3 separate regions of the Homo sapiens genome follow, and all the other regions are linked to region 3. A link is a loop called in an ENCODE intact Hi-C map of the cell type or tissue named here. Cell type or tissue: Caco-2. All regions are shown on one strand. Each heading gives the region's core, and the rest is flanking DNA. Links, peaks and the distances in the headings are about the cores only.

The links. Peaks named below come from ENCODE experiments on the same cell type or tissue, not always from the same donor. Only the 100,000 strongest peaks of a DNase experiment are listed, where the experiment ranks them.
Region 1: a loop joins it to region 3, with 3 times the contacts of the local background. A loop is called at or near these places in 2 of 110 quality-filtered maps.
Region 2: it touches region 3 in a loop (4-fold over the local background); 2 of 110 quality-filtered maps call a loop at or near these places.

Annotation. Positions count from the first base shown.
Region 1 is chr14:30,652,016-30,662,878 of GRCh38, forward strand. SCFD1 (sec1 family domain containing 1) reads left to right here. Exons shown (of 25, transcript NM_016106.4): 10 at 1,474-1,573. Among named protein-coding and RNA genes, the nearest start is that of SCFD1, 35 kb to the left of the region's middle. In Caco-2, for the core only: CTCF peaks have their summits at 4,366 (motif pointing right) and 5,810; no DNase peak of the experiment used is centred there.
Region 2 is chr14:30,724,513-30,732,138 of GRCh38, forward strand. The region is part of intron 23 of SCFD1 (sec1 family domain containing 1); the gene reads left to right. Among named protein-coding and RNA genes, the nearest start is that of SCFD1, 110 kb to the left of the region's middle. In Caco-2, for the core only: no CTCF peak of the experiment used is centred there; no DNase peak of the experiment used is centred there.
Region 3 is chr14:30,868,340-30,879,202 of GRCh38, forward strand. It overlaps COCH (cochlin), which reads left to right and starts at 6,220. Exons shown (of 12, transcript NM_004086.3): 1 at 6,220-6,252; 2 at 6,577-6,633; 3 at 6,717-6,764; 4 at 9,233-9,389; 5 at 10,472-10,605. The coding sequence starts at 6,600. It overlaps COCH-AS1 (COCH antisense RNA 1), which reads right to left. Exons shown (of 5, transcript NR_038356.1): 5 at 7,840-8,213. RefSeq lists a silencer at 5,782-6,301. In Caco-2, for the core only: a CTCF peak has its summit at 6,083 (motif pointing right); DNase peaks (open chromatin) are centred at 6,072 and 6,822; H3K4me3 peaks cover 1,880 bases.

The DNA of each region.
Region 1 (10,863 bases), core at 2,455-7,454, 220 kb before region 3:
AGGGTTAAGAAACCCTGCGGTAGGCCATCCTCCCTTACCTTCCATCTAGCTCTGGTAAATCATAGTAGATCGCAAGGGTGCCACTCTGACTTTTTATCCCCGAGTCAATGCAGTTAGGAAATCCACTGTCCTATACCCAGAAGAGTGTAATGAGTTAATTCTATTGCGAAAGGAAATATGTAAACAGATAGTGATGCCTTTTGAAAAGTGGTGCGTACTCCTGATATGATAGTGCCTCTAAAGCAGATCTCTAAAACTTCTGTAGACACATGATAACCAAATGACTGTGCCTCAATTTGCTTTCGGTGGTACTTTATTTCACATCTAAATTGTAATAATGGAGCAACAGTACATGAGGTATCATATGCCTTCTCTGTTAAGGGGATAATAATATAATTAGGTACCATTATGGCATTATGTTTTCATTTTGTATATTATAGTGGTATAGCGTTTTTTGAGGCTCTTCTCCAGAGTCTGCTTGAGTTTGTGTTTATAGGAAAAAAATTATAATTTATGAAACTGTCAAACATTTGTGTAAATTTATAAGCTCCTACTCTTTGTTTTCCCTGAAGCTGACAATAACTATTCCTTATTGCCTTTTTTTACAGAAACATCAAAAACTTCTGAGTAGAAGCAGCTTATTATTTTGCTAACCACAAAAATTATTCTTTAGAAATATTTATATAGATTTTTTTCCTTAAAGTTTCCTGGCAGGGCATGATAGTTCACACCTGTAATCCTAGTACTTTGGGAGGCCAAGGTGGGAGGATCACTTGAGCCTAGGAGTTCAAGACCAGCCTGGGCAATGTGGTTAGTTGCCCCGTCTCTAAAAAAAATTTAAAAATTAGCCAAGAGTGGTGGTGCACACCTGGAGTCTCAGCTAATTGGGAGACTGAGGTGGGAGGATTACTTGAGCCTGGGAAGTCAAGGCTGCAGTGACCTGTGATTGTGCCACTACACTCCAACCTGGGTGACAGAGTCTCAAAAAAAAAAATAAAGTTTCCTAAGTAAAATTTATAATCTGGCATCATACACAAGCTGTAACTAGTCCAAAGCATTACTGTAATTGTGTGACCACGTTAAATTTGTTTTTTAAAAGCCAGCCTCCCCCGTCTCTATAAAAATGTTTAAAAATTAGCCAGGTGTGTGATGGTGCATGCCTGTAGTCCCAGCTACTCCAGAAACCAAGGCAGAAGGATTGCTTGAGCCCAGGAGTTCAAGGCTGCAGTTAGCTATGATCGCGCCACTGCACTCCAGCCTGGGTGACATAGCAAGACCCTGTCTCAACAAAAAGCAAAGTATTGTGGTGCTTGCTTCAGCAGCACATATACTAAAAAACAAAGTATTAGGAATTGTCAATATTAGCATACTATTATTCATATCAAAATGGCATATACTGGAAAGTAGTAGAATATTTTAGATGTATACACTGGTATCAAGAGTTATGTAATTTTTTTATATGTATATTTACAGCTTCCAGAGGCCCTTATTAGTCCTTGTTGACAGAAACATAGATTTGGCAACTCCTTTACATCATACTTGGACATATCAAGCATTGGTGCACGATGTACTGGTAAGAGACTAAATGCAGCACTTATTACTGAAATATAGTAACATGCAGTGTTCCCTTTAATTTAAAATTAACATCATGGCTACAGAAACAAAAATGAGAAGGATGGAACTGAGACCTATGAACAAAACAAGTGATGGGATTTGGTATTACTGGGTGTGGATGCTGGAAAATGTGAAGCATTAAAGTTTAGTTTCAAATTTATGATCTTTATAGGGTAAAGTAGTGGTTTTGTTGGCCATGGAAAAGAAGGAAAAGAAAACAATTGAAGAAAATGGATTATTTTGTTTTATTTTTAATTTTCTAACCGAATAAGTAAATAAATGTGTTCTCCCTTAGGAGAAAAGCAGTAATTTCTCCCTTTTCTCTGGGAGTCAGTTAAACCTCATTTTACGTTAAAAAAAAAATAGTATTTTTTATGTTACACCATATGTTTTCTGAAGTAATTCCACATATCTGATTTTATGCTTATAGCAAAAATTTGTATTTATGCATATGTAAATTTAGCTGCTAAGTGTTGTGTTTAGCATGTGACATACACAGGTGATAAAACACGGCTTCAGTCTTCAAAGACAATGGAAAGAAAATAGGTACACAAATAATTTCTCTATGAGACACTATGTAATCAGGCCAGAATAGTCTCTATTTGATAGACAGACGTTAAAGAATTTGAACTCAAATCATGGGCTTTGTTAAAACTAACACTGTAGTTTACTAACTCCTAGCTCAGGACTCTAGGGATTACACTATATAATCATATCATGATAGTAAAGACTGCCCAACATGTCATATAAACAGGGAATGAAAGCTGAGTGTAGTGGCTCATGCCTATAATCCCAGCACTTTGGGAGGCCAAGGCAGGCGGATCACATGAGGCCAGGAGCTAAAGACCAGCCTGGCCAACGTGGCGAAATCCTGTCTCTATTGAAAATACAAAAATTAGCCAAGCGTGGTGGCACACGCCTGTAATCCTAACTATTTGGGTGGCTGAGGCTTGAGAATTGCTTGAACCCAGGAGGCGGAGGTTGCAGTGGGCCAAGATTGTGCCACTGCACTCCAGCCTGGGTGACAGAGCAAGACCTAGTCTCAAAAAAAAAAAAAAAAGGAAATGAAAGACATGCAATAGATGATTTGGTTTATTTCTTTAAAACCTGGATATTGGCTCTAAAGTGTTTATTTAAATAAATCAGATTTAGAATTACTGATGGAAATTGGCCATTCTTCTATGCCATGACTCTAGGATGAGTGTCGAAGAAATAGCAGTCAACTTTAATTCAGTAGACAGGGCAAGAAGAATCAAAGGGACTCTTAAATTAAACCCTAAGTAGTAGAACATGGAATCAGGCTTTAGGAGGTCAAGTAAGAGGTGGGAGAGGAGGAATTCAGTTCTACCAATATTTGAGTGCCTACTCTTTAACACACTTTCTAAACCCTGGCTTCAATAGTAACAAAAACAATAGCTTTCCTGTCTTTCTAGAGCTTACATTCTAGTAGGGGAAACAGGCAATAAAGAAAATAAAACTTGCAGCATTTCAGAAGGTGGAAGATACCCTGAAAGACAGTAAAGTAGATAATGGTGAACAGGAGTGAAATTTTAAAACAGGGAAGTTCTCACTGATAAAATGACATTTGAGTAAAGATCTAAAGGAGGTAAGGTAGTGAATTATATAGCTATGTGGGAAAAGAACATAAGCAGAAGGATGACTAATATGTTTGGAAAATGGCAGGGCAGCCAGATGGCTACAATGAAGAGAGGCAGGGGAAGAGAAGCAGGAGAAAAGGTTAAATAAATAGGACCCAGGAAGCAATATAATACAGGACTCTAGGGATTATAGTATATGATTGTATTGTGATTGTAAAGGCCATTGACTTTAATTTGATGGAAATGGGGAACCACATGGGATTCTAATATACATTTGAAGACTGTCACTCTAGCTGTTATACTGAAAATGGACTCCTTGGGGGCACAGGAAGAGCAAGATCGGTTAGGAGGCTGTTGCAGTTATCTTAGCTGAGATGATAGCAGCTTATAGCAGGACAGAAATGGTAAGGGCTGTGTTTTTTATACTGACTGTAGAGTATAGGATTTGCTGATAAGTTAGATGTGGGAGTTAGATGTAGAGAGAGAGAGAACTCAAAGATGACTCCAAGGTTTTAGCCTTTGCAAATGGCAAGACGTTGTTGTTTAGTGGGATGGAAAAGGCAGTTTCCCCAGGGAAGATCAGATGTTTAGTTTTGGGTATGTTAAATGTGAGATGCCGGCCAGGCATGGTGGCTCATACCTGTAATCTCAGCACTTGGGGAGGCCAAGGCAGGAGGATCACGTGGGCCCAGGAGTTCAAGACCAGCCTGGCAACATAAGGAAGCACCATCTTTACAAAAAATAAAAATTAGTGACTTGTGGTGGCACACCTACTCAGGAGGCTTAGGTGGGAGGATCAGTTGATCCCCAACAGGTTGTGGCTACTACAGTGAACTGTGATCACATCACTGTCCTCCAGCCTGGGTAACAGAGTAAAGACCCTGTCTCAAAAAAAAAAAAATGAGGTGCCCATTAAGATATCAAAATGTAAATGTTGAGTAGGTAGTTACATGAGTCTGGAGTTCAGGAAAAAAGTCTGGTCCTCAGCCTCCCAAAGTGCTGAGATTACAAGCATGAGCCACTGCACCCGGACAGAAAATATTTTTAAATGACGGAAATTACAACATGTTTGTATACTAATGGGAATGATCCAAACAGCGAAGTTAATGATGCAGGAGATAAGAGCGTCCTGCAGGTGGCATTAGTGAGCACTGTGGACCAGGATTTCTCAACCTTGGCATTATTGACGTTTTGGACCTGATCATTCTTTGTTGGGGGGCAGGGGGAGCTGTCCTGTGCATTGTAGGATGTTTAGCATCATTCCTGGCCTTGACTCTCTAGGTGCCAGTGGAACTCCCTCAGTTGTGACAATCAAAACGTCTTACACACGCCAATTATACCCCGGGTGGCAGAAAGGGGCAAAATTGCCCAATTGAGAACCATGGTTACAGGCTGACAACATGAGTTTCAAAGCTAGTTTTAGGAAAGAGGGCAAGTAAAGAGTCTGGGAGTAGCAAGGAAGACACCTAATTCCAGTCTCAGATCCAGTGGTATGAGCTGTGAGAGGTTAAAGAAAAAAAAAAATCAGGTTCCCATTTGAGAAGGCTCCAGGGGTTAGCCAGTTGGAGTTCAATTAGAGCAAGAAAGAACAGGGAAAGTTTAGAGAGGATGTTCAGAATAGGAGATTTTGCTGATGACTGAGTATGGGTTCCAGAAGTGATGACAGGATTTCTAGAGTAGGGTAAGAATAGGAGATGGGGTCTCAGTGGGATTGGAGGTTAAAGAGTTGTACAGGGATTAATGGGCATAATAAGATAGTATTGGTAGTCTCAAATCATATTTGGTTGGTGGGGCCCTTACTGTTGGGTAGGAGCAAGGGGCAAGTGTCTTAATAAGAGCATAGCATACAGATCACGGGTGCCTCATCACACCTGCCAGTGGTGTTGGTGTTAAGGCAATCTAAAACACCGAGATGTCTAGGGATCCTTTCCAATTCTTGAACTTTAAGAGTCCCTGGGCTCCCTCTTCATTCCCCTGGATGGAGGAAATTAAAGTACAGGGTGCTTTGAGTACAGGAGATAAGACACATGTACAAATAATTGCAACATAAAAAGGGTAGACTCAGTCTCCATTGTCAGAAGAGGAAATTGGGAAATATAACTTAGGGCAGAGATTCCCTAAAACCAAACAAGGATAATACTGGTCCTTGATGAGGTTTTCACTGTTTCAGAATGAGATGAGAATAAAAAGGACTATGAAATGTGTTTTTATACTGGCCTTTATACAATTTTTATTTCCTACTATTTGAAGTGAAAATATCCTTTTAAAAATAAAAGGTGGTGAAAGTAGATGGTAGAGTTTTTTTGTTTAATCTTCACATAAAAAGTTGGGAATCTTTGAAGAGGTTGGTTATAATTAACTATGCAACTTAAAATGACTTAATTCTGTTTATTAATCTTAATGCAGTTTCTGGATATGAACAAACTATAACTGAGATGTCATAAATTATAATCACAAAAATTTTTGTTGATTGCTAAACCTGCTACTTTTGAAGGTCTTCAGAGCTTTTAAAACGCTTAATAATTATACCCTTTGCCTCCACAAGATGGAGTAAGTAAATAGTAAATGTTAACTTAAAATTGCAGTTTACTTTTTATATTAAATGTCTTTGCCTGAAAATCTGCACCATTGATAATTGTTTATATATTAGAACTTACAAACAACTATGAAAATTCACACAGCTTCCCTCTGTGTCAGAAAGATGATTTTTCTCATTTTAAACGGGAAATACACACTTCTGGTTAAAAAAAAAAAGAAAAAGCAACTTTGCAGTGCCCATCTCCTTTTATTGGGATATAAGAAGCAAAATTAGTAATTAGAAGCCCTGATTCTTTTTTATTATATCTTGGTTGCAGGAGAGGTGGATTTGATTGTTCAGCTGCAGAGCTGTGGACTTCAGTCAAAGGGATGGACATTATTTTATCTCTGTTTTTTTACTTGGCCTTTATTTTTTCAAATCTTAGGTTCTCTTTTTGTACCTTTCACCCTCTGCTACTGACTCTTATTATTTGAAACATTAAATCGGAAGTTATACTAATAGACATAGGGACTTTAATTAAAGTTTACCTTTTTTTCCAGTCAAGAATAAAAAAAAAATGGTTTCCAAATAAATATGTATTTTTTAAAAGGTTGTAAGAGAAGCATTTTTTTTATTTTTTATTTTATTTATTTATTTATTTTTTTGAGATGGAGTCTTGCCCCGTCGCCCCGGCTGGAGTGCAGGAGTGCGATCTCGGCTCACTGCAACCTCTGCCTACCAGGTTCGAGCGATTCTCCTGCCTCAGCCTCCTGAGTAGCTGGGACTACAGGCATGTGCAACCATGCCCGGCTAATTTTTGTATGTTTAATAGAGATGGGGTTTCGCCATGTTAGCCAGACTGCTCTAGAATTCCTGACCTCAGGTGATCCACCTGCCTCAGCCTCCCAAAGTGCTGGGATTACAGGCGTGAGCTAACGCACCTAGCTAAGATTATAGCTAATGCACCTAGCTAAGGTTATAAGAGAAGCACTTCAGGAACACCTATTTCCTTAAAGACGTGTGATTGCAATGTAACAGGTGCCTAGATATAGTTCAAGATTGATGCTTTGGGTCCAAGGTTGACATTCTTTGATCCTCTAATCTTTATTAACACAAAACCTCTTGGTCAGCACTATGTAGCCTAATTTCAAGCATTTGCCTAAAAGTCAAAAGTGTAATGTAAACTTTTACTCATTTAATCCAAGCAAATATATATTTTACTGTACTTGATAGGAAGTGTCTACTGAAGGTCTGTAGGCTATGTAAAAGCCCAAAAGATATCCCTGATTTCATTCACTTTTTAAAAATAGCAGTGTTTCAGTATATCTCCATATTTGTTGCTGTGTCTGAACTTGGATTGAATTTTTATTTAATCTAAGGGAGAAAAAGAGTATGTACTATTTACTGATCTAACTGTAGCTGCTATAGTTTTTTTTTTTTTTTTTGCCTTATATTCTAGTTGTATAACATTTGTCTATATGATGGAACATTTTACAAAGTTTTAATAATATATTTTATAATCAAATATATTCAAAATATTTGCATTTCAACATAATATAGGATCATGTAATCAATTAATAATTTAAGATATTAGATGTTTTCTTTTCATATTTAAGTCTTATATATTTTACATTTACATCACATCTCAATTCAGACTAACCACATTGAAGGTACTCAGTAGCCACCTGTGACTATTGGCGACTGTATTGGACAGTGCAATTCTAAATCATAAGACCCAAATTCTTTACTACTTTTAGAGATTGAATGAATTGCTTATGAGTTGAAATTATCACATGAAGACTGGTAGAAATGTTTGCATATGGCCGGCAATGTATCTGGTGGGTGGGAGGGTTCCAGCTCATGAGTCCTAGGGTTGTAAACAGCTCTGCTTTAATAAAAATGAACAAGCTTCCCAAATATATTGCTGATGCTGTAAAGAATACCTTGGCCTCTGAATTAAGATAGGTTAGGTTGTGCTACTTAGTCTAACCCTCTAACCTCAGTGGCATAAAATAATAAAGATTTTTTTTTCTTGGTCATAGTATTTATTGTTCCTTGTCCAGTATGGATGAGCAAAACGATTGTGGGTTGTACTTCATATTTTTAGGTTCTGGTATGAATAAAATTTTTTAAACTTTTACTAGGGAATATTTCAAATAACACAAATACAGAGAATACTGTAATGAACTCATGTTTACATTGTTCAGCTTCCCTGGTATTATATGATCTAAGCATGAATACTTCAGCATGTATCTATTTTTTAAAGTTATAATTTTACGCAACAAAATTAATGATAATTTCCTGGTGATATACCCGCTCTGTATTGATTGTTTCAAAGATGCTTCTTTACAGTTGGCTTGTTCAAATAAGGATCCAGAAATACATCTATACATGGCATTAGTTGATATGGCTCTTAAATCTCTCAGTTCCTCCCTCCTCACTTCTTTTTAATTGCCATTTTTTGATTGAAAGAATTAGGTCATTTTTCTATAGAATTTCCTACATTTTGGCATTTGGCTGATTGTATCCTTTTGTATTCCCGATACTTTCTGTAAACTAATTGATTGTGGAAATTGATTAGATCTCATTCAATTCTTTGTCAAGGCCACTTTAACTAGCAGTGTTCTTTAGTTTCTGTTTTATTACATCAGGAGGTACATAATGTCTGTTTGTCCTAATGTTAGTGAACAGATTGATCAGTAGTTTCAGGTATTGTCAGCATGATCCATCCATTAAGGGTTCTCCATAAATCTTTTACCTAAAGGTTTAAATGTCACTGATAATTATTGCCTCTTTATTTTAATTACTGATGGCAAATGGTGATTTTCTGTTATTCCTCCTCCATCTTTTTAGCCAACATGCTTATATAAATAACTTTTTTTTTTTATCACCTACTTAGGACAAATGCTTGTCTTCCTTTGTCAATTTTCAGAATTAGTGAGTACCCTAGTAATTTGCAGAGACAATCAATAAAGTCATTTGTTTAAGTATCATTTTATGAACTAACAGATTTTTATATTTGAGATGTTTTTACACTATTACAGTTGTTCATTTTGATGCTTGAATTATCTCGTTTTTGGCCTATCATGTTGGCCTTGATAGCTTCTTGACATAACCCCATCAGTCTTTGATAGTTTCTTTGCTTCCTGGTATGAAAAATATCCTAAGCTAATCATATTCATTTTCTGCCTCAGACCTGGCTGCATCCGTTTCTCAAAAAGCCTCTGGTTCCTTTGAGTAACAAATAGTGGATACCACAGTCTGGGCTATTAGCGCTGTTTATTTCTACTGGGATACTTTTGCTTCCAGACATTTTCCATGGCGAAAAAGACAGCATCTTCCAGTTTTCTCATTCTCTGAGATTAAAGAACCCATTTTTTTAATAACAAGTAGCATTGTGAAATTGTAAAATTACATTAGTGACTGTTGACTTTGCACACAATTTGAAAGCATCAATGGAAGGCTGAGTCTTCCTGTTTCTTCCTAACAAACATGTTTTAATCCTTGCTCTACTCGAGTTTCGTTTGAGAGACTGATTTGTGTGAACCAAAGAAACCAGATGACTGTTATGTAAAGCAGAAAATATTTGGATTTAAATTGTTAGATGGATTAAAACCACATATCATCACCATGACTGGGAGTTTTGTTTCTTCAGCCACTCAGGACAGCTGTGCCATTATAAATTTACATTTATATCATTTTAGCTAGAAGCCCATCTTAATATATATGTATCTGTTGTAGAGTGATGGATGTCAAATAACATCTGATGTGTAACTCGTTCTCTAGAGTAAAGCTTCTGATCTCTTCTCATTGAGTTCCATAGTTATCCATGCTCTTTGAGGGTAGGAAATTGTTTATTGGTTGTGTATAATTGATGTCTCCGTAAGAAATAGAATTACAGTCTCTAGGAGCTTCTGTAAATTGTGTCGTTAGAGGCATTATCACCACTTTATCAAATGTTGAACAGAAACTGGTTTTGAAGCATTTAGGAAGAGTAGAAATAAGTTTTAAACTCCCTTTTGCTTAGGTGTCTAGTCTTTAACATTTTCTCTTGTGGAAATTAGTTTTAGGGATGAGCTTTGAAAAATAAATTTTTCACATAATGCTTTAATTTTCCCTAAATCCAATTGAAACTGTTATAGGTATTGAAACCCTGATATATTAGTCTGTTGATTTATCTTATGAAGGCAATGATCCTTATTCCTGTCTTAGAATTCTATCTTCTGTTTAATATATTAAAGATCATATTTTGTCTTTTACCCACCTTTGGCAAAAAGTGATGAAACTCACAGCTTTTATTTTACAATTAAAATCTTAAGTATGAAAGAAATAATTGTGATTTACAGGAGGAATATTTGCCTGCTTTAGAGAAAATACACACAAATGTATTCATGTGCATTAAACATTTTCTTTATCATTTCTTCTCTCATTGGTGTCAACCCTATTCCCCAAACTATTTAACTCCTAAGATGAAGATTTTCTCCAGAGAAAATGCTTCTTTTTGGAGATGAGAATTCTCCCTAGGTTTGTGTGCAAGGATGAGACAATATAGGTGTGCTCATCTTCAAATGACTGATGGGACATTTCTTTAATGTAGGCGAGGATGGAAGCCAAAGCTGTGGAAGATGTTGGTGGAGCCAATGGGTAGTTTCCTTTCCTCTTCCTCACATCCCTTAGTTCTGTTCACTTCCATCGTTATCAAGAAGTATTTATATGTGTTCCCTAGTTTTAAATAGATTCTCCCTTGTATTTTATTTCTCTTGTTGGTTAATTTGATAGTGGAAGTTGAAGACTCACCTTAGTGTGTCACCTCAATATGAAAATTCTGGCATTGTGTTTATGACTCCAAAGTACATCTGTTGAAACAATAGATGTTTAATGATTGCTGTAATAGCATTTAGAGTTGAGATAGTAAATTCTTGCCAAAATAAAAGATATTTTTATTTTACTTTCCTTTTCTTTGCCTGTGAACTGCAAGTCTGCATAAATAGGTATTGCCTATATTATCCAGAGATTATTTTGTTAACATTAACTCTCTCTGGCTCTACTGATTGCTCTAACTTGGGAAAAGAAAACAAGACTGCTGAAGGCTTCTACATGTTTTTAGCATTTCCTGATGGGATCTATTTATAT
Region 2 (7,626 bases), core at 1-5,000, 150 kb before region 3:
AAAGTGCTGAGATTACAGGTGTGAGCCACCGTATCTGGGCTGGGGTAGTTTTTTCTTGTAAAGTTCCTTATAGATGCGGGATATTAGACCTTTGCTGGATGCATAGTTTGCACAAACTTTCTACCATCCTATAGGTTTTCTGTTGATAATTTCTTTTGCTATGTAGAAGCTCTTTAGTTTGATCCCATTTGTCAATTTTTGCTTTTGTTGTAGTTACTTTTGGTATCTTTGTCATGAAATCTTTGCCCATTCCTATGTCCAGAATGATATTGCCTAGGTTGTCTTCCAGGGTTTTTATAGTTTTGGGTTTAACATTTGAGTCTTTAATCCATCTTGAGTTGATTTTTGTATGTGGTGTAAGGAAGAGGTCCGGTTTGAGTTTTCTGCATATGGCTAGCCAGTTATCCTAGCACCATTTATTGAATAGGGAGTCGTTTCTCCATTGCTTTTGTCAGGTTTGTCGAAGATCAGATGGTTGTAGGTATGCAGTCTTATTTCTTGGTTCTCTGTTCTGTTTGATTGGTCTGTAGGTCTGTTTTTGTACCAGTAGCATGCTGTTTTGGCTACTGTATAGCCCTGTACTATAGTTTGAAGTCTGGTAGCATGATGCCTCCAGCTTTGTTCTTTTTCCTTACGATTGCCCTGGCTATTTTGGCTCTTTTTTGATTCCATATGAATTTTAAAATAGTTTTCTCTAGTTCTGTAAAGAATGTCAGTGGTGATTTAATAGGAATAGCATTGAATCTACCAATTGCTTTGGGCAGTATGGCCATTTTAATGCTATTTCTTCTTCCTATCCATGAGCATGGAATGTTTTTCCATTTGTTTGTGTCATCTCTGATTTATTTGAGCAGTGGTTTGTAGTTCTGCTTGTAGAGATCTTTCACCTCCCTAGTTAGCTGTTTTCTTGGGTATTTTATTCTTTTTGTGGCAATTGTGAATGGGAGCTTCTTCCTGATTTGGCTCTCTGCTTGACTGTTACTGTTGTATAGGCATGCTAGTGATTTTTGCACATTGATTTTGTATCCTGAGACCTTGCTGAAGTTGTTTATCAGCTTAAGAAGCTTTTGGGCTGAGACTGTGTGGGCTTTTCTAAATATAGGATCATGTCATCTGCATACAGAGACAGTTTGACTTCCTGTCTTCCTATTTGGATATCTTTTTTCTTTCTCTTGCCTGATTGCCCTGGCCAGAACTTCCAATACTATGTTGAATAGCAGTGGTCAGAGAAGGCATCCTTGTCTTGTGCCAGTTTTCAAGTGGGAATGGTTAGTACTCCTCTAGTTTCATAGCAAAAATTAAGTTGCTTGACCAGGCTCAAAAGCAGAAACCAAGGGAATATGACAGAAACCAGATGCAAACCGTCTCTATAAACGGTGCTGACAAGCTAGTACAAGTTGCCCCCTAGTCTTGACTCTAGCACAGGACTATATTCATCACTAGTTAGAACATTTCATTCAGGTTTGGCCAACAGTTAGCAACATGACTGGTTCCAGGTGTTCCCGGGGATAAACACATGGTTGCAATAGACACTTACGCATTCCACACGCTCTTACCCTTGGTTAAGCTTTTTAAATCACTTGTCATCATTCTTCTTTTGGCATCTTTTACATTATATAACAGAAAAACAAGAAGATAAACACCAAAATACTAATCATTTGTAGTTACTGAAGTAGATTATAACTTTTAAAAAAATTGCAGTTTACCAGATAATCCAGTGAAAACTTGTTCTTAATCATGTACAAGCTTGACAGTTTTACCTCTTTCTACCACAGAAAGTTGAGTTTTGTGAAATTTTATAACAATTATTAATCTAGTTATTTCTCTGATAATCTAGTCTTTTACCAGAAGACCATCTTGTAGGGATTTTAATTCAGTTTCCTTATACATTTGCTCATTCATTTGGTCATAGGATGTGTTCATATGAACCTCACCAATGATACCATTTGCACCAAGTAGCAATTACATTATGATTTAGATTGCTTACTAAATGTTTTCTCATCTTTCTCAACAAAATCAGCTCTTGCTTATATACCAAAATGTTGTAATTGACTGAGGCACCATAAGTTTCCCATAAATTCATTCTTTTTGCTCGCTCTGCCAAGATACCAGGCCATTTTCCTTGCACTACCTTGGCTTTTAATTGAGGAGCGTACTTAATCCTTCTTGAGTCTGGGTACATGTGTCTTCCCATCTTTATGTAACTGTTGAGTTTGTTTTATCATTTTTCCAGGCTGCTTGCCACCATTTCCCTTCCTCCTGAAATAACATTTCTTGTCAACAACCAGTAGGTCATTAAGTCGTCTTGCTCAGTATGTCTCTTTTCATTAAAGGCAAATCGGGCTTACCATAGGACTCATAGAACTGTGCCAGTGTTTCTGCCCAAATTGGTTTAACCATTAAATAAGTTGTTGCCATTGAGTTTTTATTGCTTGAATATAGTTTGAATATACCTTTTGGATCCAAAATCTTTCAGGAACCTTTTGAGAGATGGCGGGCGAGGGAAGACAAAAGTTTTCAGTTCCCCGAGACAGTGTCTTATGAGTAGTAATTATTCTCAGCAAAAGATCAGGGCTATAAGTGTGTAAGCCCACCTAGTTATCCTTTACTTGGTTTCAGTACTAAGAATTTTTTTAACCTTAGTGCCTTCCGCCCACAGAAACAAGGTACATAGGCATTAGAGCACATGTTACTATGAGTAGTTGGAAATGCAGCAGTTATTTTATGTCTGTGTTTCTGGACACCTTTCTTAACAAATCATAACTGCGTTTAATAGTTACGTGGTGGTCTGTGACTTCGTTGTTCAACAAAATCGTTTGTGTGCATTTCAGAGACAACGTGTCCTAATTTTGCCTCCCAAAAGTGGTTCTCTACAATAGATAAAACCAATGGGAGCCAAAAGGCAAGCATTAGAATTATTCTGTGTTTATCCTCAAGATGTTGTTATTAGCATCATCAAGATTCAGACAAAATTCTACAGATTAAATTATTAAATCTCCTGCAACCCATCTTAGACAGCTTCAAATAAAGGAGACAATTTCATCAGGTCTTATGGGCATCTGTAAATATAGCTAAGAGCATTCTCTTGCTCCCAGGCTCTTACGAGATACCAAAATAATGTTACCTTTCTTTTTTGCATTATTCATTTATTGGCTCCCTTTCTGAGAGTAAAGACTTTTCCTCCTTTCTCCTGTTGTTAGTTTTTTACCCAGACCTTGATCCCTGAGTTAGGAGACCATCACATTCGGCAAGAGGACTTACCTGTGGAGCTGACAGCAATGTGAGACTGGCCAGTGCTTTTCCCCTTTGTCCATTCCCAGTCACATGATGTTGAGGTGGATAACTACAAGTTTATAGGACTGTCTTGTCCACATGTGAGGAAAGATGAAAAAAAAACATTAATTCCAAGCTTAGATAGGTGAAAATAAAAACAGTCCATTCCATCATTCCTCAGACAGTTATATTTAGAGGTATTATCTTCATGTCATGTTTGCAACTGATCCGTCTTCCTGAGCTTGTAAATGTAATCCATATCCATGTTCTACATGATCAGTCAGAGAAAAAGAAAAATGTTCAGAAATATGGAGGAAATTGTTATCAGTTCCTGTGTTATTACTCCACCCCTCCCTTATTTTTCCTGAAGTATCTCTATAATCTGTTTAGTGTTGAGTCCCCCTTTAATTTCATGCCTTTTATGTTTTGACACACATTCCATCATGCAACTCTGTCTCTCATTACCACTTTGAAAAGTGTTTCAAACATTTGCTCCAATACTTTGTGTTTGGTAAGGTATATAAGTTAGTCTGTGGTAGATAATGGTTGTTAGCACATTGTTGAACTGCACCTGCAGTAAAGTGAGTTTCTTTATCAAATGATATATAAGTAGGAGGTCTAAATTGAAATTGTTTCTGCTGCGGCCTCTAATAATGTTAAAGGTGATTCCTGCAGCTAACAGGTATACACATCCAAATGAGTGTGTATTCTAGACAAGACCTGTTGCTGTCCACGTGGAACCATAGATAATGGCCACCATAATTCTGTGTGAATGTATGTTTTCACTTCTTTTAGGTATATACCTAAGAGTGGAATTGTTGCGTCACTTAGTAACTGTAATCATTTGAAGAACTACAGACTGTTTTCCAAAGCAGCTGCACCATTTTACATTCCCCCCAGCAGTGCATGAGGGTTCTCACTTCTCCACTTCATTACTAACACTTGCTTTGTTATCTATATTTTCCTGATGACTTACGAAGTCAAGAATCTTTTCACATGTGTATTGGCCATTTGTATATCTTTGGAGAAATGTCTGTTTAGATCCTTTGTCCCTTTTTTTTTTTTTTTTTTCCCCCCGAGACGGAGTCTCGTTCTGTCACCCAGGCTGGAGTGCAGTGGCGCAATTTTGGCTCACTGCAGCCTCTGCCTCCAGGGTTCAAGCGATTCTCCTGCCTCAGCCTCCCAAGTAACTGGGATTACAGGTGCACACCACCATCATCCACCTTGGCCTCCCAGAGTGTTGGGATTACAGGCTTGAACCACCACGCCTGGCCCCTTTGTCCATTTGTCCATTTTTAATTGGGTTATTTTGCCTTTTTATGATTGAGTTGTAAGAATTCTTTATGTAATATTGATACAAATCCCGTATCAGATACATGATTTCCAGATTTTTTCCCCCATTCTCTGGGTTGTCTTTTCTCTTTTTGTGATGGTGTCTTTTAAAGTGCAAAAGTTTATTTCGGCGAAGTCCAGTGTATCTCTTTTTTTCTTTTGTTGCCTGGGCTTTTCGTGGCATATCTAAGAATCCTTTGCCAAATCTAAGGTCATAAAGATTTGACCCTGAGTTTTCCTCTAAGAATTGTATAATTTTAAAATATGGTATGAAGATCCAGTTTCATCTTTTTGCATATCCAGTTGTTCCACTGCCATCTGTTGAAAAGACTATTCTTTCCCCCATGTAATGGTTTTTTGGCAACCTTGTTGAAAATCACTTGATGTGTATGGGTTTATTTCTGAACTCTCAATTCCATTATTTGGATCTATAGGTCTTTTCTTGCACCAGTATTACACTGTGTTGATCATCATGGCTTCCTTAGTATGTTTTTGAAATCAGGACACATGTGAGTCCTACTTTATTGTTTAGGCTTTTCTGGGTCTTTTGCAATTTTTTATGAATTTTAGAATTTGCAAATGTCTACAAAGACTGTGTTAAATCTCTGGATCAGTTTGGGGAGTATTTTCATCTTAATGTTAATTAAGGCTTCTGGTCCATGAATAGGGGATGTTTTCCTTTTATATCTTTAATTTCTTTCAATAATATTTTGTAGTCTTCAGAGTATATTTTTATGCTGTTACGAAAGGCATTTTTTTTTTTTAAGTTCTAGGGTGCGTGTGCACAACGTGCAGGTTTGTTACATGTGTATAAATGTGCCATGTTGGTGTGCTGCGCCCATTAACTCATCGTTTACGTTAGGTATATCTCCTAATGCTTTCTCTCCCCGCTTCCCTTACCCCACTACAGGTCCCGGTGTGTGATGTTCCCCTTCCTGTGTCCAAGTGTTCTCATTGTTCATTTCCCACCTATGAGTGAGAACATGCAGTGTTTGGTTTTTTGTTCTTGCTATAGTTTGCTGGGAATGATGGTTTCCAGCTTCATCTATGTCCCTACAAATGACATGAACTCATCCTTTTTTATGGCTGCATAGTATTCCATGGTGTATATGTGCCACATTTTCTTAATCCAGTCTATCATTGATGGACATTTGGGTTGGTTCCAAGTCTTTGCTGTTGTGAATAGTGCCGCAATAAACATACCTGTGCATGTGTCTTTATAGCAGCATGATTTATAATCCTTTGGGTATATACCCAGTAATGGGATGGCTGGGTCAAATGGTATTTCTAGTTCTACATCCTTGAGGAATCGCCACACTGTCTTCCCCAATGGTTGAACTAGTTTACAGTCCCACCAACAGTGTAAAAGTGTTCCTATTTCTCCACATCCTCTCCAGCACCTGTTGTTCCCTGACTTTTTAATGATTGCCATTCTAACTGGTGTGAGATGTATCTCATTGTGGTTTTGATTTGCATTTCTCTGATGGCCAGTGATGATGAGCACTTTTTCATGTGTCTGTTGGCTGCATAAATGTCTTCTTTTTAGAAGTATCTGTTCATATCCTTCGCCCACTTTTTGATGGGGTTGCTTTTTTCTTGTAAAGTTGAGTTCTTTGTAGATTCTGGATATTAGCCCTTTGTCAGATGAGTAGATTGCAAAAATTTTCTCCCATTCTTTAGGTTGCCTGTTCACTCTGATGGTAGTTTCTTTTGCTGTGCAGAAGCTCCTTAGTTTAGTTAGATCCCATTTGTCAATTTTGGCTTTTGTTGCCATTGCTTTTGGTGTTTTAGACATGAAGTCCTTGCCCATGTCTATGTCCTGAATGGTATTGCCTAGGTTTTCTTCTAGGGTTTTTATGGTTTTAGGTCTAACATTTAAGTCTTTAATCCATCTTGAATTAATTTTTGTATAGGGTGTAAGGAAGGGATCCAGTTTCAGCTTTCTACATATGGCTAGCCAGTTTTCCCAGCACCATTTATTAAATAGGGAACCCATTCCCCATTTCTTGTTTTTGTCAGGTTTGTCAAAGATCAGATGGTTGTAGATGTGTGGTATTATATCTGAGGGCTCTGTTCTGTTCCACTGGTCTATATCTCTGTTTTGGTACCAGTACCATGCTGTTTTGGTTACTGTAGCCTTGTAGTATAGTTTGAAGTCAGGTAGTGTGATGCCTCCAGCTTTGTTCTTTTTGCTTAGGATTGACTTGGCAATGCAGGCTCTTTTTTGGTTCCATATGAACTTTAAAGTAGTTTTTTCCAATTCTGTGAAGAAAGTCATTGGTAGCTTGATGGGGATGGCATTGAATCTATAAATTACCTTGGGCAGTATGGCCATTTTCAGGATAATTGATTCTTCCTATCCATGGGCATGGAATGTTCTTCCATTTGTTTGTGTCCTCTTTTACTTCGTTGAGCAGTGGTTTGTAGTTCTCCTTGAAGAGGTCCTTCACATCCCTTGTAAGTTGGATTCCTAGGTATTTTATTCTCTTTGAAGCAATTGTGAATGGGAGTTCACTCATGATTTGGCTCTCTGTTTGTCTATTATTGATGTTTGGGAATGCTTGTGATTTTTGCACATTGATTTTTGTATCCTGAGACTTTGCTGAAGTTGCTTATCTGCTTAAGGAGATTTTGGGCTGAGATAATGGGGTTTTCTAGATATACAATCATGTCATCTGCAAACAGGGACAATTTGACTTCCTCTTTTCCTAATTGAATACCCTGTATTTCTTTCTCCTGCCTGATTGCCCTGGCCAGAACTTCCAACACTATGTTGAATAGGAGAGGTGAGAGAGGGCATCCCTGTCTTGTGCCAGTTTTCAAAGGGAATGCTTCCAGTTTTTGCCCATTCAGTATGATATTGGCTGTGGGCTTGTCATAAATAGCTCTTATTATTTTGAGATACGTCCCATCAATACCTAATTCATTGAGAGTTTTTAGCATGAAGGGCTGTTGAATTTTGTCAAAGACAAAAGGCATTTTCTTAAGTTCATTTTTGGATTCCTCATTCCAAGTGCATAA
Region 3 (10,863 bases), core at 3,223-8,222:
ATTACAGGTGTGAGCCACCACACCTGGCCAGAATTCTCAATAGTTTATGGATATTCTGTTCTCAAAGGAGTTGAACATAATTCTCCACTCCTTAAGGGTAAGCTTCTTAAGCCCTTAACTTGGCCAGGTGTGATGGGTTACACCTGTAATCCTAGCACTTTGGGAGGCCAAGGCAGGAGGATTGCTTGAGCCCAGGAGTTTGAGACCAGCTTGAGCAGCATGGCAAAAACCCTGTCTCTATAAAATAAATACAGAAAAATTAGCTGGGGGTAGTGGCATGCGCCTGAGTCCTAGCTACTTGTGGGGCTGAGGTTGGAGGACTGCTCGAGCCCAGAAGGTCGAGGCTGCATTGAGCTGAGATTGTACCACTGTTCTCCACCTGGGCGACAGATGAGACTCTATCTCAACAAACAAACAAAAAACAGTAATAAGTCATGTCAATAGTATATACCCTTGACATGGTGTGACAAGAATGTCATTTTACCTCTGTGGTCTTTCTCCTAAAAACAATAACCCTGGTCTAATAATGAGAAAAACATCAGGCAAATCCCAATTGAAGAACATTCTACGAAACAGCAGACCAGTACTCCACAAAACTGTGAAGGTCATCAAAAACAAGGAAAATCTGAGAAAGTGTCACAGCTAAGAGGAGCCTAATGAGACACGATGACTGAATATAATATGGTATCCTGGATGAGATTCTGGAACAGAGAAAAGATATTAGGTGAAAAATAAGGAAATCGGGCAGGCACAGTGCCTCACGCCTATAATCCCAGCATTTTAGGAGGCCGAGGTAGGCGGATTACCTGAGGTCAGGAGTGCGAGACCAGCGTGGCCAACATGGTGAAACCCTGTCTTTACTAAAAATACAAAAAAAAAAAAAAAAATAGTTGGGTGTGGTGGTGCATGCCTGTAATCCCAGCTATTCAGGAGGCTGAGGCAGGAGAATTGCTTGAACCTGAGAGGTGGAGGTTGCATTGAGCCAAGATCGCACCACTGCACTCCAGCCTGGGTGACAGAGCAAGACTCCATCTCAAAAAAAAAAAAAGAAAAAAAAAAGGAAATCTGAATAAAATATGGACTTCACTTAATGATAATGTATCAGTATTGGTTTGTTAATTGTGACAACTGTACAATACTAGTATAAGATGTTAATAATGGGGAACTAGGTTTGGAAACTGTACTATCTTATTAATTTTTCTGTAAACATAAAACTTCTAAAATAAAAATCTTTAAAAAATCAATATAAGGTAGCAAATGTCAAGACAGAATGAGATTGATTCATTCATCTAACAAGTATTTCTTGAGTACATATAGTGTGCTAGACAGTTTTGTTGGGAGTAGGCGTGCAGCAATGAACAAAAGGTAGAAAGATCCTTGCCTCTGATGAGTTTACATGAGATAAATGCCAAGCCTTGCAGAACTGATTTATGTTTCCCATCACAGCTTCCTCTCTTAGGAAGGAAGTCCTAGTGGCACTCCAGTGAAAATGTGACCTCATTACTTCTTGTTAAATAAGGGACAAACATGAGCCAGGCCATAGTTTAGCAGTGAGAGGTGAATAAAAAGAGACTTTGAGTAAGAAAGGATAAGTCCTGGGACAGCTGGGAGCCAGCTGGCACAGCCAGTGTTTCCTAATGCCTCCCAAACCCTGGAAGACAGCACAGCCCCCAGAGCCTATATATACCCAGGGAGCACTTGCCAGTCACAGAATGTGACCAGAGGAAAGTCTCTTCCAATCGCTGGTCTAATCCCCTTCACTTTATAGGAGAGGAAACTGAGATCTCATAGTCACAGGGATATCTCTGAATCAACTTTTTAATTTTCACTCCTCTGAGGCTGTAGACATTTATTCTCCTGCTAGACATCATCAAAAATGGAAAGGCTAGATAAATATACTTGCTTAGCATAAGATGTGAACAACAGAAAAGAATCAGAAAAACTAGATATAGAATAAACATCAATGTGGGTTTAATAATATAGGTGATAAGAGTTCCCAAGCTGCTTCTGCTCTATAATCTATCATAGAAACTTAAAGGATACTGCAGGATAAACATACACTTCCTAAAACTGAACAAACTCACTTTAAGGCAGGGGTTCCCAACTCCCCAACCGCAGGTGGGTACCAGTCTGTGGCCTGTTGGCAACTGGGCAGCACAGCAGGAGGTGAGCAGTGAATGGGCGAGTGAGCATTACTGCCTCCTGTCAGATCAGCAGTGGCATTAGATTCTCACAGGAGCTCGAGCCCTGTTGTAAACTGCACATGCGAGGGATCTAGGTTGCACATTCTTTATGAGAATCTAATGCCTGATAATCTGAAGTGGAACAGTTTCATCTCAAAACCATCCGCCCCCCACCAACCAACCCCGTGGAAAAATTATCATCCATGGAACCAGTTCCTGGTGCCAAAAAGGTTGGGGACAGCTGCTTTGAGGCCACCATAATCGAAATAAAACCGTGTTGCTATGCATTACATTGGCTAAGTAAAAGTTTACCGGGGAGCTTAAATGGTATAGAGGATAGAACAGGACTGGATACTCCTTTAAAAGGTAAAATAAAGTAAAAAAAGACCAACAACAAAAATATGAAAACTTCAGGGGCAGATTCATACCTAGGTAACAACGGAACAGAGACAGAGCCTATATAAACTAAGAGTTTTATCTGTGTAAGCACAAGCCAAATCCCATCAGGTAACTATGCCATCCTTGAGAAACTCTTTTAGGGCCATCAGCAGCATCCTGAAGCCTGACAATGCCACCCAGGTATCAGTGTTAGAGGCAGCTTATTTCCCTAACAATGCCAGCGCATTCTGCACAAAGTCAGAAATGTGACTGTGCAGCATTCCCAGGGAAAATTACTTTTGAAATTGAGTTTTCAATCTTTTTGTTAGGGATTGTTTTTAAACAACCATCAGGCCAGAAAATGCTTCCATTTTTTATCAGGGGAATGCAGTAGGCATATTAAAGTTGGATTTTAACGAAAAGATAATGAAAGAAGAATGAAAGATTAGCAGAATTAGCTTAACCTCTAACACTGAGCACCTGGACTGCACATTAGAATCACCTGGAGAGCTTTTAAAAATTCTAATGCCCTGGCCCCAGCCCAGACCAATTATATTAAAATCTCTGGGGTGGGACCCAGGCATGAGTATTTTTAAAGCTCTCCAGGTAGTTCCAACGTGCAGCCCAGACAGGAATCCACTGCTCTACACGGAGTTCATCTAAATTTTGAATATCAAATACTTCCCACTAAAGTAGGATAAAATCAGGCGCAGTGGCTCATGCCTATAATCCCCACATTTGGGGAGGCCCAGGCGGGAGGATCACGTGAGGTGAGGAGTTTGAAATCAGCCTGGGCAAATAATGAGACTACCTCTCTACAAAAAGTAAAAAATGAGCCAGTCATAGTGGTGTGTACCTGTAGACCCAGCTACTCAGGAGGGTGAGGTGGGAGGATCTCTTGAACATAGGAGTTTGAGGCCGCAGTGAGCTTTGATTGTGCCACTACACTCCAGCCTGGATGACAGAGTGAGAATAAGTCTCTAATAATAGTAATTAATAACAATATAATAAGATTAAATTAAATTAAAAATTAACAAATAATGAGGCCGGGCCTCACGCCTGTAATCCCAGCACTTTGGGAGGCCAAGGCAGGTGGATCACCTGAGGTCAGGAGTTGGAGACCAGCCTTGCCAACATAGTGAAACCCCATCTCTACTAAAAATACAAAATTAGCCAGTTGTGGTGGCACGTGCCTGTAATCCCAGCTACTCAGGAGGAGGCTGAGGCACGAGAATTGCTTGAACCTGGGAGGCAGAGGTAGGAGTGAGCCGAGATAGCGCCATTGCACCCCAGCCTGGGAGACAAGAGCAAAACTCCATCTCAAATAAAATAAAATAAAATAAAATATTTAAAAAAATAATAAAGCAGGATTAACCAGGCATCCTAGGAGTACGATTACCCTAAAATATCACCCAACTGAATACAAAACTCTGTCATTTTAACAATTTGTCTTTTTAAGTCAAATATACCTAGATTTGACTCTCTTCAGATATTTCCAAAGCAGAGGCAATTACCTCTTAAATTCAGATATTTTTCTTTAATATACTTATGGTGAGCATGAACTACAAACTAGCTAAGAATGAGAGTCTAAACCCCACTCTTCCACTCTCCTTGGTTGGCCTTACCAAAAAGAAAAAAATAGTAAAGACAGAGTAACTTCTCTTAAATGTTTCAAAACAAAATAATTAAGATGAATCTCAGTAAACAACCATGAAATTCAGTGAGGTATTTCCTTTATTTTTTAATGGTTACAGACTCAGGGTCTGTCATGGAAATAGCTGCATAGTTTTGACTCTGCCAAATCACTCACTGAAATTACATCACAGGAGGGCTGCCAGTGCCCTGTGGGGGCTCTGAATAGCATCTACCCCTTTGGCCATTTGGGACCTGCCTGCTGAGCTGTGAAGTGGCAGGTTTTTTCCAGCGTACAGACTCTTCCTAATTATATAGCATCATGACAATTTGTCCAGCCTAATTAGGGGAGGTTATCCAACCCTGATTGAGGACACTCAATAAACAATAATGGAAAAGACAGCTTTAATTGTCCTGAGGCTTGAAATTTCTCCCATGGAAAATATCAGGGGCAGTGGCTAGATTACTGGATTTCTAAGAAAAGGGTAATTCTCTATACCAGGGAAGGGAGTAAATCTTGAAAGCAGCCATGAAAATAAACATCAAAAACCTCCCAGCCCTCAAATGTTATTTGGTCTCTTTCCCTCCAGAAGACATTCAGGTAGTAAAGGGAATGAAATCAACACTCCTTAGTTGCCTGATACAAATACTAAGTCATTCCAATCAGGAAGATAGTTGTAATTAAGACTACTACACTAGTTGACTTCCAGGTGATGGTGGTGTATTTGTTTCTCAGTATAAAATGGCATGGGAATACTTTTCAACAATAAAAAGAAAGGAAGTACTGTTCTATAATGCCTCATGGATGAACCTCAAAAACATTCTGTGCAGTGAAGGAAGCCGCACAATGTATAATCCCATCTATAAGAAACGACCACTAAGAAAAATCTATAGAGACAGGAAATAGGTTAGTGATTGCCTAGGACTAGGAGTGGGAGAAGAGACTGACTGACAATGGCGAGGAGATCATTTTGGGGAGGATGAACCTGTTCTGAAATTGGCTTGTGGTGATGGTTGTACAGCTCTGAAAATTTACTAAACATCATTGAACTGTACACTCAAAACGGATGGATTTTATGGCATGTAAATTGTAACTAAATAAGGCTATTTGAAAAAGTTTATATTGTACCAGAAAGGTTAGCGTCTGGGCCTGGGTCTGGTTCTTCCGCTGCCATGCAGGTCGCCTGTCACTAACACTCCTCAAGAATTCTGCTCCTTCTCCATTTCCATTTGTAAAACGTTAGCAGGATGGTGCGGGGAGAAGGAGAACACATTATCAAATCTGAGATTCTGTGCAGTCACAAGACACCAAGTCTGGGAATTTCGAAAGGCAATCAGGCATAAATTCTTCCTGAGGTGAGAAAGAAGCAAAGGTACCGGCTGCTGGGGTCAGGGCTGTCTCACACGCGTGGCTCTAGGCAGGAGCACAAATTGAACCACTGGGGAAAGTAGGACTCCAGCAGAAACGAAGGCGCAAGGCCGAATCCCTAAGGTCCAACGAGCTAGCAGTCAGTTGACAGGGTTTCTAACAAAAACGCGGCATGCGTTTACCAAACCTAGGGTGGTTTTATTTCAGAAGTAGGAACTCTTTCCACGAGAGCACCAAGTTGAGAAGTTCGGTTCTCAGGCCGCGTGGACCTGACAGCTCTCAGAAGCTCCAGGCCTCGCTGGGTGGGGCGGGTAGCGGCCGCCGCTGCCTCAGCAGCCCTGGTCCCGGCAGAGCAGGGCTGGCGAGGCCGCTGCTGCCGCCGTCGGGGCCGCCGGCCCTCCACACTCGTTGAGACGCCGGCACGGGGACCTTCGTGCCCCTCTAGGGACTGGCGCCGCGTCCAGGTGGCCGAGCCTGCGCTGCTGGAGGAGGCGCCTCCGCGCCGGCCTCACCCCGGGGCCGGCAGGGGGCGAAGGCGGAGCTGGAAGTCGCCGCCGGGCCCCGGGGGACCGGCTCCCGCGCTTCCTCCCGCGCCCCCCGCACAGTGCTCATGCGCACGGCCCAGCCTTTATAGCGGCCGCGGGGGCCTTGCCTTCCGCACTCGGGCGCAGCCGGGTGGATCTCGAGCAGGTGCGGAGCCCCGGGCGGCGGGCGCGGGTGCGAGGGATCCCTGACGCCTCTGTCCCTGTTTCTTTGTCGCTCCCAGCCTGTCTGTCGTCGTTTTGGCGCCCCCGCCTCCCCGCGGTGCGGGGTTGCACACCGATCCTGGGCTTCGCTCGATTTGCCGCCGAGGCGCCTCCCAGACCTAGAGGGGCGCTGGCCTGGAGCAGCGGGTCGTCTGTGTCCTCTCTCCTCTGCGCCGCGCCCGGGGATCCGAAGGGTGCGGGGCTCTGAGGAGGTGACGCGCGGGGCCTCCCGCACCCTGGCCTTGCCCGCATTCTCCCTCTCTCCCAGGTGTGAGCAGCCTATCAGTCACCATGTCCGCAGCCTGGATCCCGGCTCTCGGCCTCGGTGGGTGCGCGCCCCTCACGACCCCGGCCCCTTGCTCCGCTGGGTGGAGGCTGGAGCCAGCCCTCACGCTTCTCTCTTCGCAGGTGTGTGTCTGCTGCTGCTGCCGGGGCCCGCGGGCAGCGAGGGAGCCGGTGAGTGGGGGAGCTGGGGTGCGTCCAGGCGGTCGCAGGGGCTGAGCACCAGCGGGTACAAGCGGGACTCAGATCCAGCCCCTTGGGCTTCAGCCCTACCGCCTGAGGAGGAAGGCGCGAAGGTTGAGCCGCCGCGTGGCGCGCCCGCGTTAACCCCTGCAGCCGATCTGCTCCTGCTCACCTGTTTCTCCCATGGTAGGGGGCCCCTGGGGTCCAGTGGGGGGACGTTCTCCAAGAGCACTAGGAAGAAGGCCTCCTCCAGGCCCACCCACAGCCCCAGACCCCGGGCCCGCTGAGCGCCGGCAGCAGGAGGTCGAGGAAGGAGGACTCCTTGAGCCTCACCGAGGAGCGCACCAGTCCTGGGCTCTGCTGCGTTTGGGGGTGGAGGAGAAGCCGCCCAGACCCGACTTCAGGTTGCCGTAGCCGAGAGAGAGGGAGGCGAACGTCGCTGTCCCACCTTGTTTGACTCGCTAGCTATGTTTCTAGGTGTAACCCCTATAATCAGAAGCACTCGCGGTCTCACTCTACACGCTAGAGAGTTTAAAAAGTTTGTACCACGTGTAGAGGTCCGGGTATGGGTGTGTGGTTTGGTGTATTTTCCAGTGTAAAAGGCAACGCTTTCCTAAGAGCTACCGTTTGTTTTCCTTGAAAGTAGGAATGAGGGTTAAGTATCCCTCATGGCTGTATTTCTCCCGCTCTACTTAACAAAAGTCAGTGTTCGCAACTAAAGGCGGTCGGTCTTGGCACCGGATTCCGATGCCGCCCCCATCTCAGCGGAAAATGGGAGGAAGGATTAAGGCTGTTTGATGATAGGTATGAGGCTGTTTAGGGGTAAGGATTTTAACCTCTCAGCTCTCTAGACTGCTTCAGAGCTAAGAAATGGGCATTGCGCCTGCATCCTTCCTTCTCTTCCATGGAATGTAAGGTACCTGTCACCACAAAGGGCACAGAGGAGGGTGCTTGTCACAGGCAAGGTACTCAGTTGGACAGTATGGCCAGAAAGTATTCCTCTGCCTTGGAAAAAAAAGGTTTTTAAAATTAATATATGTTTTAAAAAGGTTTGGATAACTACAACTTCCCATGTTTGAAAAATAGCATTTAATAACATTAATCTCAATTTAGTATCGACAGTAAATTCACAAATTAACATGTTGTATTATGTTATCTTGTTACTTGTTGCCAAGAGCTTGTCTCTTCCTAGCATCATTTATAGTAAAAACTGATTCTTTGTTAGGTTGACAGTGTAAAACTTGAGAATATTAACAGTGCTTTCTAAAAATGCATCCGCTGCTTGATAAATCTCACTGGACAGATCTGGAGCAGAAATAATCAGGTTCAATTAAGATAAAAATGCTGTATTCTGAAGGGATTCACTTTTCTGTTTTCTGTCCTTCGGGAGTTGTAGAATGTTGTTTGGGCAAATTAACCCCACGGCTTTAATTTTCTCATCTATAAAATGAACAATCAAGTTAGATAACTTTCTGTGAATCTAAGCATCTTTTTGTTGGCTTCCTTAATGTGTGAGTTTAAGGATCTGCATTTGTAGGCTAACTAGGATAAATGGTCCTATGAAGGAAAGGATGGCTTTGATTTGTGCACATGTCTATGAAAATGTTCCACAAAGGCTCAATCCAGATTTACTATCTTTACCTCAAGCAACTGTGTACATAGCGTCATCAAAGTTGAGATTTAAAAATTTTTTTTTTTCTTCTGGAGACAAGATCTTATTCTGTAACCCAGGATGGAGTGCAGTGATGCAATCATAGCTCATTGCAAGCTTGAACTCCCGGGCTCAAGCAATCCTCCCACCTCAGCCTCTCCAGTGGCGGAGAGTACAGGCATGCACCACCACGTGTGGCCATTTAAAAAAAATTTTTTTTTTTTAGAAGAGATGAGGTCTTGCTATGTTGTCCAGACTGGTCTTGACCTCCTGGACTCAAGCAAATCCTCTTGTCTTGGCCTGCTAAAGTGCTGGGATTATAGGCATGAGTCACCACGCCCAGCCAAGATTTTTTATATTTCTATAATTAATATTAAATGACTTTTATTTTCTAGTTCAGATATAGTTCCAATTATGTATTTCCAACCTGGTTAAGAACTGAGAAGCCAGGCACAGTGGCACACCTGTAATCCCAGCTACTAGGGAGTTGGAGGTGGATCACTTGAGCTCGGGAATTTGAGCCTAGCTTGGGCAACTTGGCGAGTCCCCATTTCAAAAACAAAAACGAAATAAAAACCCAGAACTTTCACATTAGAGTTTTATAGTGGCTGGGGACTATATTAAATTGGAAAACAACCTTGTGGCTTGCCAAAATCTGGAATGGTATGGAAGGGTATATAAGTCAATAGTCATAACTAGAAGTGTAGAAATTAGGGAAGTAAAACTTAAATCTCACACTGTAGTCTCCCCACCACTATGCCCCAAGAAGTCCTAAGAATGCTTACAATATTATCTCCTTTTTCTTCAGCTCCCATTGCTATCACATGTTTTACCAGAGGCTTGGACATCAGGAAAGAGAAAGCAGATGTCCTCTGCCCAGGGGGCTGCCCTCTTGAGGAATTCTCTGTGTATGGGAACATAGTATATGCTTCTGTATCGAGCATATGTGGGGCTGCTGTCCACAGGTAAGCCCAAACACACCAGGGTGGGAGAGAAATGCAGACGTGATTATTTCCTTTCCTGCTTTACCCATCTGGATCCCTTTCCTCCCTGCATTCTTTCTTTTGTTGCCATTGTGGCCACAGAAAATGGATATATTTTCACGGTTCTCCTGGATATACTTGAAACACCAAATACACATGGAAAGCTTTCTGACAAAAGGCAAATAGCATTACCTCTTGATGGCTAGATTGCTATGATTCCAAAACATTCCTAATCATGTGATATATTACTGAGTTATTACTATGTGCCACCTATTGTTTTAACTTCCACCACAACTCTACAAGGTAGGTAGAATTTTACTCCAGTTACAGATGAAGAAACTGAACTCAGAGAGTTGTCAAGTATCTTGCCCAAGGTGACTATTGTTAGCAAGTGCCATGCTATCCTGTAGTAGAATAGCCAGTATAATACTTCTAAAAAAATTCAGTCCAAAGGCATGTAGCTAAAGTGAGTATCTTAGGAAAATTGTTTGGTGCTCTGAATTTCTAAGTTGTGGGTAATGGGATATTACAAATGTGTTCTTATCAACACTTAAGAAGTTCAACAGCACAAAACCATTTTTTTCCAGGCAAATTTTGTTCTTGTGTAAGCAAGTTTTTAAAAGGCTAGCAGCAGCTGGGAGTGGTGGCTCACACCTGTAATCCCACCACTTTGGGAGGCTGAGGCGGATGGACCACTTGAGGTCAGGAGTTCGAGACCTAGCCAACATGGTGAAACCCTGTCTCTACTAAAAATACAAAAATTAGCCAGGTATGGTGGTGCATGCCTGTAATCCCAGCTACTTGGGAGGCTGAGGCAGGAGAATCACTTGAATCCTGGAGGTGGAGGTTGCAGTGAGCCGAGATCGCGCCACTGCACTCCATCCTGGGCTACAGAGCGAGACGCCATCAAATAAATAAATAAATAAAGCAGAATCTTTAGATGACTTCCCTGATGAGCTATTTTCTTGATTAATCAAAGCAATAGATACAACATGGCACTATAAGTCAGTGGGATGCCCTGAAAAAGTGTGGATAGCATCTCAGCTGCTATTCTTGTGTTACAGGGGAGTAATCAGCAACTCAGGGGGACCTGTACGAGTCTATAGCCTACCTGGTCGAGAAAACTATTCCTCAGTAGATGCCAATGGCATCCAGTCTCAAATGCTTTCTAGATGGTCTGCTTCTTTCACAGTAACTAGTAGGTATAATTATTGTTCTCATTCTGTAATATTCTCCCACCCCCCAAACGTTTTCTGCTTTTTTTAGCTCAGCCTCTTTAACCTTGATGGAAAAACCTGTGATCAAGACTAAAGCTGACCTATAGAGGTAAACTGTAGGTTAGACTGAGGGGTCAAGTACCCACTGAAGCCAAATTTGGGTGAATAGAAGACAATCTTACTGACAGATGATGGCAATAGAAACTTGAATTATTTGCAGTCAGAATGCCCGGACACTT